Regions from separate parts of the Homo sapiens genome. Here region 2 is linked to region 1. Evidence: chromatin contacts called from ENCODE Hi-C data. All regions are on one chromosome and are shown on one strand. The core of a region is the stretch at or near the end of the contact, and the rest is flanking DNA. Distances in the headings are between cores, read along the strand shown.

Evidence for each region. Hi-C counts contacts between places; a loop is a spot of excess contacts on that map. Pooled maps may share reads with other maps.
Region 2: a map of HCT116 shows a loop between it and region 1 (14-fold over the local background). The contact joins two enhancer-like sites. A Hi-C loop is called at or near these places in 2 of 168 maps with a recorded cell type or tissue (HCT116 and PC-9) and 4 of 50 pooled maps.

Annotation. Positions count from the first base shown.
Region 1 is chr2:126,969,104-126,976,281 of GRCh38, forward strand. No RefSeq gene overlaps it. Among named protein-coding and RNA genes, the nearest start is that of TEX51, 74 kb to the left of the region's middle. RefSeq lists an enhancer at 1,862-2,829. Within about 2 kb of position 3,053, at least 11 of the 41 ENCODE cell types and tissues checked have a DNase peak (open chromatin) inside an H3K27ac peak, as active enhancers do.
Region 2 is chr2:127,170,615-127,177,792 of GRCh38, forward strand. No RefSeq gene overlaps it. Among named protein-coding and RNA genes, the nearest start is that of CYP27C1, 46 kb to the right of the region's middle. RefSeq lists an enhancer at 332-883. Within about 2 kb of position 4,462, at least 18 of the 41 ENCODE cell types and tissues checked have a DNase peak (open chromatin) inside an H3K27ac peak, as active enhancers do.

The DNA.
Region 1 (7,178 bases), core at 1,803-4,302:
GAAACTGAGACCCCAAAGGAACAGAGGAGGAAAGATGGCCTGAGGAACTCCCTCCTGACTCCCCATTTCTCACAAGGTCAAGTTGTATGTCCTGTTCCTCAATGCCAAAAGAATTCCCTACGTACTCACACACACACACACACACACACACAAACTTTTATACATGAGTTAGTTTGAGTAAGTTGCTGTTGGTTATAATGAATGACTCCTGTTCTGTTCAAGACCCTTGATTGCACGTGACAAAAACCCCGCACTGACTTGTTCCATCACAAAAGGATGTGCTCAGTCATATAACTGAGAAGGATGGGGTGGGAGTGGGGTTGATGGCATCCCACACAACTGAATCCAGGATGCAGGTCATGCCCTTGGTGAGCCATTCTGCTGGCAACCCAGAGTCACATTCTTCCAGGACTGCGACCCCATGGGAAGAGACAGTCTTTCCACTACCAACAGGAGAAAAATCCTGGGGAAAAACTCGTGCCAATCCCTGTGATCTGCAGAAGACCTGAGGACCAGGTATCTTACCCAAAAAAGGAAGAAAAGGGAGGTCCCTGCTGGGTGGCCCAATATAATAGCTACCACATTTCTAAACTAAGCTGGAACCAAAGAACAGGCAGCCCATTCACTGCAAACAACCTAAGATACACAGAGAATCCATTAATACCTGGTCCACACAACTCAAGCATGTGAGCAAATGGAAAGCCCTTGGGGGTCTACCCTCTCCCCACCTGCCTCCAAACACCAGGCCGACAGGGGTGCCCCGGATTATAGGAAGCAGCTGGCAGAGCAGAAGGAGTTCAGTCCATCAGAGACCTAGACGTGTGTCTCAAATCTGCTGTTCACTAGCTGTGGGATCTTGCGCAAACTGCAGGACCTCTCTGAGACTCCAGTTTTCATTAATAGAATGGAAGAAAAATTGTCCACATCACAAAGTAACTGTGAGGTTTACATCATGATGAAAAGGTCTATAATGTTAAATAAAGAAAAGAGACAGAAACACAAGAGGCAATATTATACATCCAGGTAGGCTGCATACAGCCCTGTGAAAAATTCCTGCACGCAGAAAACATCAAAAACTATGCAAGTGACATCAGTGGTTATCTCTGAGCAACAGAGCTTGAGGAGAAACTGTTTCTGACTGATCACATTTCTTCCTATTTGTCATGTCATACCTGAGAATTTGAGTTTTTGGCTCTCCAATTCTGCTGTGGCAATGCCCTGCCCCCGACAGCAGGCAATGGTCATACTCATTTTTCAGTTGCCCAAACGGGACAATTTCAGTGTAAAGGGCATTACTAAGGATAAGTGAGTTCTGTTACAATAGCAGTATATTCTGTTGTGAGTTCTGTTACAATATCAGTATATTCTTCTATGTCTGCATTATACATGCCCCAACAGAATAAAGGTCTTTTCCTTTAACATCGGGGGAGAACCTTTTTCTTCAACCACTATCTTGAGATGAATCCCAATCCCTCATACTGTAAATTCAGTGCTATCTTCCCATGTCTGGCCCTTCCTTCAGAGACAGCAGTCAGATGGCATTCCCCAACTGCACATGATTCTCCCACACAGCCCATCCTTCCAGAATCCTCCCAGCCAGCCAGCTCCCTGCTCCTCCACTCCCTGCCATAAATGGCTCAGAAGGGCCCTTCGCATGCCAGTCATCCTTGTCCTCCTGCTGTGAAGATTCCTGAGCTACAAACACAGTAGGGCTTTGCTTTCTGGGCAGGCAGTGCGTTGGCAGAAGCACATGCTTCTCAGAGAAAGGCCCCCTGGAATGTAGAGACTGCTCTCCCCTTCTCTAGCGGGGTGAGTCCTGCAAGTCATTAACAGGGGTTTGGAGAAGGGGGTGAGTCCTGCAACTCACTAACAGGGGTTCAGCTTTGTCATCTATAAAATGGGGGCAATTTTACTCACCTTACAGGGTTACTTTGAAGATTAAAGGTAATGAAAGTAAAGCACACAACCTGGTACCTCAAAAGCTTCCAATGAATGTGGCTTTTGTCCCTGGGAAAGTTAACTCCTAGCCAGCTACCTAAGCAAGAGCCTCCCTGGCTCCCTCGAAGCCTGCTCTCTGCCTCTGACCCTCTCCTGGGGGTTGTAAAGATCTGTAAAAGTCTGGTGGAATAAGTGGTAGCTCTCGTAGCATAGGGCTCCATTTGGCGGACGGGAAACCGAGGCCCGGAGACATCAAGCTCTAGGGAAGGTTAAAGCCGGCCGCCAAATTCCTCGTCCCTCTCTCCAAGAGGCGGCATCTGTTTTCCTGCCCTTGGGTCGGCCTGGCCCTGAGAGGTCAGCAGGAGTCTGCGGCAGTGGCTCTGTGCCTATCTGGGTCTCGCCTTGCGGAGGAACTTCCTCTTCTCCCCTCCTCAACACTGGCTTTTAGGGTCCTCCCTGGAGGAGCACAGCCACAGGAGCGGCTCGCGTGGGCACTGACTACGGTCGGGAGCCCCAGCCAGCTCCCAGTCGACAGTCAGCACCACTGCCAGCCCCGGGAGGGCCAGCCCCGTGGGAGGACCAATCCCGTGGAGGACCAGCCCCGTGGGAGGACCAGTCCGTGGAAGACCAGCCCTGTGGGAGGACCAACCCCGTGGAGGACCAGCCCCGTGGGAGGACCAGCCTGTGGAGGACCAGCCCCGTGGGAGGACCAGCCTGTGGAGGACCAGCCCCCTGGGAGGACCAGCTCATGGAAGACCAGCCCCGTGGGAGGGCCAGCCCAGTGGGAGGATCAGCCCCCTGGGGTGTCAGCCAGCCGAGCCTGCAAATGCAGCAGCCCCAGTCGACACCACGTGGATCAGAAGAACTCGTAGAAACGTGCGAGAATAAAATGGTAGTTTTAAGCCACTGAGTTTGGGGGTTGCTTTGTTTCATAGCCAATATTAATAGATACCCGAGGCATTGGTTTTGGCGAGGGCCACGCACAGCGCAGGTCGGGGCCTGGGAGCCCTGCAGGGATCAGATGGGGGCTAGGGGAATCTGGTCAGGCCCAGAGCCGGGTTCCCGACCCCAGCTCCGAAGCAGCTTTCTGGCTACGGCCGCGCAAGCCGCGGAGCCAACTGCGGGGCTCTATCTCCCCCTGGCGGAGCAGAGCTGGTACTTCAGAGCGCTGCCTGACAAGCCCGCTCCCCCGCGCCACCTGCTCGCCCTATTTCTGGACCCGGAGCCGGCCCCTGGCCCCGGAGGCCTCCAGCTGCCAGGATAGCTCGGCTGTGAGGCCGGGCCTGCGGCTGTACCAGCCCTGGCTGCCTGGGTCAACAAGAGTGCCAGCCCCCGGTGCTCAACCGGGCTGCCAATGGGGTTGGAGAAGACAGCAGGAAGCACTCTCCTAATAAATGAGGGGCTTCTGGAGAGGAGCTGGAAGCAGGGCTGGCACTGGAGGGGCTGCCTTAAGATACGCCTGCCCAGGGGCTCGGCCAGCAGGCAGAGGCCTTGCCTTCATCAGCACTGGGCCTTGCAGGGCCTAATGAAGACAGTCCCGGAACGGGAGTGAGGCTCCAGAGCTAAGGGGTCAGCCAGCCCCTCCCCTCCGCCCACAGGGAATGCCACCCAGCTGTAACGTCTGGTTTGTTCATGTAGTAAAATATGCATCACAAGAAGTTTGCCACTTTAACCATGTTGAAGTGGCATTAAGCGCATTCACATTGCTGTGCAACCATCTGCACCTTCCGTCTCCAGAACTCTGCCTCTTTCCAAACTGAAACTCTGCACCCACAAAACACTAATTCCCCCTTCCCCTTCCTCCAAGCCCCTGGCACCCACCATTCTACTTTCCATCTGTATGAATTTGCCTATTCTGGGGACCCCATGTAAGTGCAATCGTACGGTATTTTGTGACTGGTTTCTTTCACTCAACATAATGTCCTCAAGGTTCATATTCGCTGCAGGTACATGCTGCGTTTTGTTTATCCTTCATCTGTCGATGGACACCTGGGCTGCTTCCACCTTTGACTATTGTAAATAATGCACTATGAACGTGGGTATACAGATATCTGTTTCAGTCCTTCCTTTCACCTCTTTCTAGATATTGTAAAAAGTACTCTTTTGCCTCTCCCTCTGTTGACCACAAAATGAAGAGATGTAAACCTGCCTACCCAACCCCACACCCTGTACCAAAGGCTGGCTTGCGATCAAAACTCCCATTCCTAAGCCCCTTGCCTTTCCCACCAGTTTAATAAAAGTGAACATTGACAGAGCAGTGACCACATGGCACTGCCTTACAGACACTTTAATTCCCTCAGCAACCCTGGGAGGGAGGCATGATTATCTTCCTACTTTACAAATAAAGAAACTAAGGCTCAGAAAGGGCACAGACCCCACTGAAGTCACCGGCTGATAGGTTGCAGAGTCACAACTTGAAGTCAGGCCCATGTGAGTCCAAACTGGCTCCACACCCACACCCTGCTCCACACAGCCCCGCCCCAGCCCCCAACATGAGCAGCCCATCCTCTGCGGCTCCCTCCTGTCTCCCAAGCCTGACTGTTGATACTGTTTCTCCATCTTTCATCTTTTTCTTCCCCTGCTGGACAAAAAGTCATGCGGTCCTTCCCTCTAGGGGAGGCTGTGTGGTACATGGCTGACCCTGCTAGATAAGCAGCAGCCCTAGTTACCTTGGGAGCCGAGGCGTGCCCCAGCCACTCTCCCTGGCCCCAGCTCAGGACAGCAGTGAGGACTGTACCCCTGGCAGTGGCTTCTGGGTGATGTTAGGGGAAAGGAGACAAAGGGCTCTCTCAGCCAGCGCCTACTCATTCTCACCTCACTGGATGGGTCACCCTTCCCAGGAGGCAGAGCCCTGCAGTGACCTACAGGCAGCTTCAGCCCCAGGCCCTGCCTGTGCTCCCTGGGAGGTCAGGACAGGGCCAGGTGGGTGCCAAAGTCCAGAAGGATGAGTCTCAGTCTTCCAGAGCAGCCATTGGCAGAAAGTCCCTGAGGACACAGACCCTTGGCTCCAGTTGACTGAGACATTTGTGTTCAGTCTCCCTTGACCAGACCCAAGAGAGGAAGAAGGTGGCAGATGGAGTGGCTGGCTCAGCATCCAACCGCCTGGGAACCCCCACCAGGGAGGAAAGGATTCACCTAGGGAATGGCTGGACCTCATATGACAGAGGGGGACACCTTGACAACTGAGTTTCACCCCAGACACCATCATCAGGGCAGCAGCCAACAAGGCCCAGCAGCAAAGGGCCCAATCCTCTGTCCACAGTGGGTGTCTATCGCCCCAGTGCTGGGGTCAGGGGTGAGAAGTAGGGGGCAGGTTTCTTCACAGTCCTAGGGAATAGCTGTGTGTGCTCTCTGCTCTCAGCTTTCAGAAGCTCAAGCTCCAGCCTCAGCATCAAAAAAACACACAGAACCTCAGAGCCACACACCTTGAAGACCATCCCATCTAGTCACAGGTTTTTAACTGGATGATTTCAGAGTCTGTGAACCCTTAAACCCAAACGAAATGAGGCTAAGTGGGGATTTTTCTGAGCAGAGTCCGTAGCTTTCATCATGTACAAGGTGGTTCATGATGCAGGAACTGTCCAGACCCCCAAAAACCCTCCTTCTCAGGTGGAAAGTTTAAGGGGCTGGGAGGGAAAGGGGCCTGTCCACGGTCACACAACACATTGGACCACAGGGCCAACCCTGGATCCCAGGCAGCCTGGCCCCACGAGGGTGCAGAAACCCTCCACAGCCCCCACAGACTCCACAGCCCTGGTCTCGGGAGGTAAGAGGACTGGCCACTGAAGCGGGAGGAGGGGTGGAGGGGAAGGGAGACGGGCAGTACATGACCATGGACGCCTCCGTGAGGAAGCAGCTTCCTGCTGGAAATGAAACTGGCCCAATGGTCCTATGGGCCTGATATGTACAGGTTTTTTGAATAAACATAGAAATTGACCCTCCCTGGTCTTACAACTTGAAACTTAGTAATGCCAGAACTCTGGGAGGCCGAGGCAGGCAGATCGCCTGAGGTCAGAAGTTTGAGACCATCCTGGCCAACATGGTGAAACCCTGTCTGTACTAAAAATACAAAAATTAGCCGGGCGTGGTGGCGCACCTGTAGTCCCAGCTACTCAAGAGTCTGAGGCAGGAGAATCACTTGAACTCGGGAGGCAGAGGTTGCTGTGAGCCAAGATCGCGCCACTGCACTCCAGCCTGGCAACAGAGCAAGAATCTGTCTCAAAAAAAAAAAAAAAAAGAATTGTCTTACTTGACTTCCTTCCTGGGAAACCAACCCTCAGGCAAGGGACTGAAACTCACCAGATCATAACATCCACCCCTCATTCATTGTGATTTCTTCCTTACCCTCCTAAGTCCTGTTTCCCCACCTTCCCTGCTATTAAAAACCCCAATAGTAGTAGGTCGAGGAGATGGATTTGAAACTGAATTCCCGTTCTCTTGGCTGGTGTCCCCAAATAAAAAGCCTCCTTCCCTAGCGATACTCATCTCTGGCGAGCAACGGGACCCAGACCAAACCCCTAGTGTTTTTGGTAACAGAAAGAGCGCTTTGAATACTATAAACTTCAACAAATGTAGGGAGCAGTAAATGAAGAGAAAATTGCCTTGGTCAAAAACATAAGGAAGTTGTGCATAAAAACAGTAGAAAAAATGTTCCCCAAGACTCCTTAAAGATTTAATGTATTTAGAGCCAGTTTTACAAACATAATAATTACAGAGTAAAAAAAATATGTTCTTTTGGGTCAGATATGCAATGGAAAAAGGGTAAGAAAAGGGATTATAGAAAGCATTTAGATTTCATGCACATTGAGCAATAGACCAAAAAGTAGAGTTTGGAAGGTGCCCAAGTTTCAGGATTTAAATTCTGCCCTCTGTTATTCACTATATGGAAGAACTTTCATCATTGAATGGTTCAACCATGTACATCTTTTACATAACTTCCTAAGTTAGTGGGTGATCAGTAAAATTGCCCAAGCAAGAAAGAGCCCAAGACAAAAAAAAAAGAAAAAATAGGAACCCCAGCCTTCAAGAAAACAGTGCTGCTGTGTCTACCCTGAGTGCAGCAGGGCAGCAGCTTCAGTGGAGGCCAGGCAGGGCCTCCAGAGCGGGAGCCTAGGTGTCCCTCCACGAGTCCCCAGGGCGGCTGTGGTCAGCCCTCCCCCTGGCCTCCTGAGGTCACTCTCAGGGAACAGGTTCTGGCCTAGTATCTCCCAGCTGCTCCACCTCCTGGGATTGGAAGGTGG
Region 2 (7,178 bases), core at 3,212-5,711, 200 kb after region 1:
GCCTTCTAAGTCAGCGAGTTCAGAATTTATCCTGAGGGCACTGGGGATAGAATCAAAGGTCAGGAATCGCATTGCAAAATCCATCTAAATGGCAATGGCTGCAGCTCTTCCACGTGAGATAAGCCAGGGGGAGTGGAGGAGTGACAGCACCAGATGAGTAGTTCATCCTGCAGAAAGGAGCCAGTGCAGCCCCCTACCCTGCAGTCCATAAGGTGCAGACAGCATCCCTGTCCAGATCCTGCTGCCCTTGGGAGGCAAAGCGAAGTTTCTGGCCTCCCTGTGCCCATGGCGGCCTGTGGCCATCTTAGGTACCCAAGTTCACAGGCATCTGCCCAAACAGCTGGCGAGGCTGCCCAGGTGGCATCTCTCTGTCCACTTCCCATAGCTGTGAGAGAAGCTGACTGCCTAGCTGAGGTCATGGGTTCATTCTCACATTAAAAGCATGGCTCTTGCCAAGAGGAAATGAGCTGGGTAGGTGCCCTGAAAATTGTCGACCGCACGTACCAGGTCGGTGCTGTGCTGTGTTGGACTTGAGAAAAATAGCTGAAAGGGCTCTGAATGTAGAGTTGGGGATTGTTGCTCCTGTCTAACAGCACTGACGAACTCCACTAGGGCAGAACTGGCTCATCGAATAAGGGAGGAGACCACCCCTCATATTGTCTTATGCCCAATTTCTGCCTCCAAAGAAAGAAGAAGTAAAAACTAAAAGGCAGAAATGAAATCCACAGGCAGACAGCCCTGCGCCACACCCTGGGCCTGGTAGTTAAAGATCGACCCCTGACCTAATCAGTTATGTTATCTATAGATTACAGACGTTGTATGGAAAGGCACTGTGAAAATCCCTGTCCTGTTCTGTTCCATTCTTACCTGTGTATGCAGCCCTCAGTCACGTACCCCCTGCTTGTTCAATCAATCACGACCCTCTCACGTGGACCCCCTTAGAGTTGTAAGCCCTTAAGAGGGACAGGAATTGCTCACTTGGGGAGCTCAGTTTTTGAGACGTGAGTCTTGCCTATGCTCCCGGCCGAATAAAGCCCTTCCTTCTTTAATTCGGTGTCTGAGGGGTTTTGTCTGCAGCTCGTCCTGCTACACTATCACTCTGACATGAGATCAACTGTGGCATCTTGATTATGCTGTGGGAAATGGCACCAGGAGATTCTAAAGTGAACGTTAAAATCCCTCCCCTACCATTTGGTTGAAACCTTTTTTTTTTTTTTTTTTTTTTTTTTTGGAAATGGAGTTTCGCTCTTGTTGCCCAGGCTAGAGTGCAATGGCACTACCTCAGCTCACTGCAACCTCCGCCTCTTGGGTTCAAGCAATTCTCCTGCCTCAGCCTCCCGAGTAGCTGGGATTACATGCATGAGCCACCATGCCTGGCTAATTTTTGTATTTTTAGTAGAGATGGGGTTTCTCCATATTGGTGAGGCTGGCCTTGAACTCCTGACCTCAGGTGATCCACCCGCCTCGGCCTCCCAAAGTGCTGGGATTACAGGCGTGAGCCACTGTGCCCAGCCTCAAAACTTTTTATCTTTTCAAAATACAGGTCGGTTTCTGCCATATGAAAAAGCATATGATGAAGTTTTTAAAAGCTGGAATGTTCCATTTTCAGAGACACCTGCGTATCCAGCAGTAGAAAGACATAACAAAAAAAATATGTATACAAAAGTAAAAGTGAAGAACCAATTGCTTAAAAAAAAAAATTACAGCCCAGCATAGTGGTTCATGTCTGTAATCCCAGCACTTTGGGAGGCCAAAGGGGGAAGATAGCTTGAGTCTAGGAGTTCAAGGCTAGCCTGGGCAATACAGTGAGACTCATCTCTACAAACAATAGAAAAAGTGAGCCAGGCATGGTGGCGCACACCTGGAGTCCGAACTACTCGGGAGTCTGAGGTGAGAGGATGGCTTGAGCCCGGGAAGTTGAGGCTGCAGTGAACCATGATCACGCCACTGCACTCCAGCCTGGACGACAGAGCCAGACTCTGTCTCAAAGAAAAAAAAATTATTCAGAAGGAAAATAGCTTTAAAAAAGGAACATATTGCAGTTTTCCATCTTTAGTATACACTGCTTCATCAACTCTTTGTTGTTTGGAGGGATGATGGGAGAGTTGTAGCTCACTGGTTGCAATGTAGTGTTGGGGGTCCCAGGCCACACTTTGGAATTGTTCTTGAAAACTAGTATGACCTAAACGTGCACTCCTGCACACGAAGGGTGCCCACGCAGCTTGCCATTCCTTTCAAAGGACCAGGCCTCACCATCCGCCAAACATGCATTTACTAACTTGTGGACACTTACTAATGTGGTCCTAAGCTATCTCTTCACCCGTATGAATTTGCATTTTTTTGATGACCAGCAAGATGTAACTACACAGTATGCAGTGACTGCCAGTCTGAGAAGAATGAGACTTCCTCAACGTCTATACTGGTTCGAAAATTGACAGTGAAGTAAAAAGAGGAAAAAAAAGCAAAAGACAAATGACTGAGTTTCTCACAGTTCCACTGGGAAGAATTAGAGTTCCTGAGAGACGGTCCTCCACATTCAGATGAAATCATGCCTGCCCATATGAATCACCTGCAAAGCACAGCAAAGTAAAGCTCAAGTCATGACGTGAATACAAGCTAGGCCTCGGATTTCCCTCAAAGCAAGGGAAGGAGACTCTCCCAGCTGGCTTCCTCATGTTCTCACTCTTGGCAACCAGGCCTCACTGGGGATTTGTCACGTTCCTAAGCCAAGTATATTTTCCCTTCCATTCTTTTCTTAAAAGAATAATAGCACCAAGAACAGCACCGAGGTTATATCAGAGAATGTGCCTGTGTTTAGGAGATGCTGCTGGAGTGTTCGGGGGAAGTGACATGCTGTCTGCCACTGATTTTCCAACGACTCACACATGCACACACGCACACAGTGTGAGAAAGAGACCAAGAAGAATTGACCAAATATTTTTTTTTTTGAGACGGAGTTTCACTCTCTTTGCCCAGGCTGGAGTGCAATGGCATCATCTCAGCTCACCGCAACCTCCGCTTCCCGGGTTCAAGTGATTCTCCTGCCTCAGCCTCCCCGTAACTGAGATTACAGGCATGCACCACCACGCCCGGCTAATTTTGTATTTTTAGTAGAGACAGGGTTTCTCCACGTTGGTCAGGCTGGTCTTGAACTCCCGACCTCAGGTGATCCACCCTCCTCAGCCTCCCATAGTGCTGAGATTACAGGCGTGAGCCACTGCGCCCGGCCGAATTGACCAAATATTAACAAGTAGTGGCTCCAGGTGAGAGATAAACAGGTGTTCATTGTACTATGCTTTCAACTTTTCTGTAGGCTAGCAATTTTTCAAAATTAAGTTTGCAGGGAGAAAACTAGTATGTACAGCTATTATGAATCCACAAAATTTAAAAATTTTAAACTTAAAAAAATGTTAACTAAATATGAACCCCACAGTTCCAGGCATGTCTCTGTTCATAGAAACTGCCTCTGGGGTCCATCCTCCTGTGTCTTCGTGGGCCATCAACCTTCCAGAACCTTCCATAGCTGCAACTTCTGAGAAATGAAAATGTAGGTCATGAGTCAGGGGGCCTCCAAGTCCCCTCGGGCTCCAGTCCCCTCCACATCCCAGCATGATGTGGGAACCCCTCTGGGTAGCTTCCTGGTCATTCTTGAGTGCTCTCCGGGCAGGCTGGACATCCCTGGGCTTAGAGAAGGGCCCTAAAGCCCACAAGGTGTGGACGGACAGTTTGACCCAGCACTGCCTGAGATGTCCAACCAAGCAGCCCCATCTAGTGGGGGACAGGAGGAGTGAGCGCCCCCCCACCCTGTGCCCCTACTAGAGCCCTGGCACCCACCCACCCCCTCCCATTCCCACCTGGCACTCCCACCAGTCCTGGGTCCTCAGCAGCATGAGAGGCGGCAGGTGGTGTAGAAGGCACGAGGGCTCCAGAGGCAGACAGCATACAATAGGTGTTCACTAAACACCTGTTGAATGTGTGGACCGCTTGGATGCAAACCTAGACCTGTGATGTATGCTCATGACGGTTTTGAGTGAGCTTTTACTATCTCCAAGCCTCTGTTTTCTTATCTAAAAACAGGGGGTAAAAACAGTATTTCAGGGAGCTGTGGTGAAGACTGAGAGACAGAAAGGAGGAAAATGTCCCTGGGACACAGCAAGCCCCAGCAAAAGGCGGCACTCCTCAGCTGTGGTTGTCCGAAACTAAAGGCGGTGGGCAAGTGCAGCCAGAGAAGTCCCCAGAGAAGGCTCTTGAGGAAAAGTGTGTGCAAGTCCCTAGGGCAGAGGTGGAGAGGAGGAAAGGTGTCTACGCCTTCCTTTCAAGGACAGGGGGTGAGGAGACAAGATAGACTCAGGGTGGGAAAGAGGAGCCTCCTTTTTGCTTCTGCACCAAACCCAGGAGAGCTCCACCGAGCTCCGTCTAAGGCAGAGACGACAGGTCTCACTGTGCAAGGCAGGGATGCCCTGGGCTGTGGGAGCTGCCAGTGGGTGGGGCCTGCACACGTGGTCTGGGAGCAGTAACCCTGGAGACATCCTCTAGGCACGTGTGAGGCCTGGGAGACTCGGCAAGGAGGAGGGCTGAGAGCAGTGAAGTGTAGGGACAATGTATTAACAACAGGCTCAAACCCCTGTCCAGAGGCTGGGAGGGCTGTAGCAACTGATTACGGAGGGTCTTGCAAATGACTTACATAAACATGGGAACTGCAGTTGCCAAAACTGTGAACAGCACGATGCAGTCATTCCATGTCTGAGTTAACAAATCCAGGATATAAAAATGATCCAACAGGAGGAAGAACAGGCTAAAACCAGCAAAGATAACATTTGGCAAGGACAAATAGAAAGCCAGAGATTCAGGTCACTAAATGCGGGGTAGGGGAGCAGAAGAGAAGGGCAGGTCCCATGGGAGGAGAGGCAAAGGGTGAATTTTTCTCCAGCAGCTTGGGCGGGGTGGCACCTGGCCAGAGGCTTGTTAGAGTTCGTGATGCTGCATGCTAGGAAAAGATGAGTCTGGCCTGTCCGGGGCCTGCTCTCGGAGACAGGAATGGAAACACAGGGGAGGGGCAGTGGACGCTGATTCGTAGCTGTGTAATTGACAGTTTGGCTGGTCCTTGTCCCTAGGTCCTGGGAGGTTGCCTCTAAACCCTTATTATTCATGGTGGATCCTTGAGCTACAGCCCATGGTTTATGCTAGCAAGGTAACTCAGGATGGGGGGCCACCAGGCCAGAAAGACCAACCGTGTAAGGAGAGGGTTGGGGCTTTGAGATGTCAGCCTGACCCGGGCTAAGGGAGAGGGGCTCGAAATGAAGTCCCGTGAGCTGTGATCCGATCAACCACGCCTACATAATGAAACCCAGTAAGAACTCCAGACGTCACAGCTCCGGTGAGTTTCCCTGGGCGACAGCACTCTGTGCACCGTCACACACAATGTGCGGGAAGACAGTCGTGTCTGGGAATGACGGAAGCTTCGTGTTTGGGACACTCCCAGGCCTCACTCATGCATCTTTCCCTTCGGCTGGTTCTGACTTGTATCTTTGTGTTTATAATAAAACTGTAATCCTAAGCATCGTGCTTTCTTGAGTTCCCTGAGTCATTCCAGTAAATTATCCAGTAAATTACCAAACCCCGATTCCTGAATTTGTAGCCACCCAAGGGTGACCTGCCACCAAACTTGTGGCTGGAGTCTGTAGGAAGACAGTCTTACGGGGACTGTGTCCTTAACCTGTGAAGTGTGGCCCAGACGTCACCGAAACAGTGCTTACTGATTTCCATCGTGTAAACAGTCCTGCCACGACTGTTTCAATGCTCGCTTAAAACAGAACCATCAGCTCCCTCAAGCCAGCGTGGCATGAACCAGTGCCAGCACACGGCCGGGTAGGGGCAGAGCTGAGCGGCTCCAACACAGCTGAGAGGAGGCGGAGACAGAAGCCCCGGGGAGCAGTCAGGAGCATAAGGGAAGAAGCACGGAAAGAAAGGAGCTGTGTCGGAGGAGGCTCAGTCGGCAGAGGCTCTGAGATAGAGAAAAGATGTGTAGATGGGGAGGAGGGAGGGAAGCCAGCTCAGAGAGAGTGGTGGTGCAAACAGGCCCAACGTTCTTCCCATGGGCCAGGCACCACCCCAGGACAACTCCAAGAGGTCGGTGTAAGGTCGGTGTAGTCATCAGCTGGAGAGCCTGGGGCACCGAGGTCCAGCCGCTTGAGAAAGTCCTGCCGCTTGTCAGCGAGGAAGCCAGGATTTACACCCAAGCCTGCACACCATGCCACATGTGTCCCCACTGTGACCTGGACTTCATTTCCGCTTCTGTTGCATTTTCCCCAATCTGCACTCCCTTCTGTAATGGTGCAATCCTTCATGGGCACATGATTCCAGTCCTCGCTTCCCTGATGACTTCCTGGAACCCCACTAAACTGGGGCTCAGAACTGAAACCATTTCCCCACCCTCGGATTAAATGCACTGCAATAGGGCTGGGCGGTCACTTTGCGGCAGGCTGCTTCATCAACAGTGTGAGGCAGATACGCAGAGAGGCACCCTTTACGGAGGCCCAGCTATGTGCCAGAGGCCGTGTGTCCATGAGCACATCCAATCCTTATCAAGCAGAATGGCTGTGGCTATCCCTGGTCTTTAAGGAAAGACCTCAGGGCCCTGGAGTGCTTGCCAAAGCCAAGCGCTAGACAGCATGGAGGACTGGACGGACGCCGGCCCTGTCTGTCTGCATCAGAAGCCCAGAGGACTCCACGTGTCCTGCTACTCATTTTGGGAGCTTCAGGCAGGGTGAGGGAATGAAGCATCTGGGGATGCACAGTCCAGCAGCGACGTTCGGGACAATAACAAGGGCAGATCCGGGTCTCTGGTTCCAGCAGCCTCCTGTGCCCACAGTGCAGATGCTGGGATGGTGCTCCCCGTGCTCTCCACACGGCCTCCAGAGGCAGAGCTGCTGGGTGTTGTCTCCTCAGGGAACCCCCCCACCCCCCGCCGTGCGCCTCTGGAATCATCTATTGATGGAAATGGCTTCCACATCCTGACAGGGTGTTACTTCTCCTTCTCTCTATGTCTACTAAAAGCCCACACACTTTGTTGCTGTTGCTTTCTTTTTAAAAGCTTGGCTATAAGCGAAATACATTCTGGCCACATTTCCCCCCCACACAGAAGGCAATTTCAGAAGTCTTTGGGGGTCCCTGGAGGG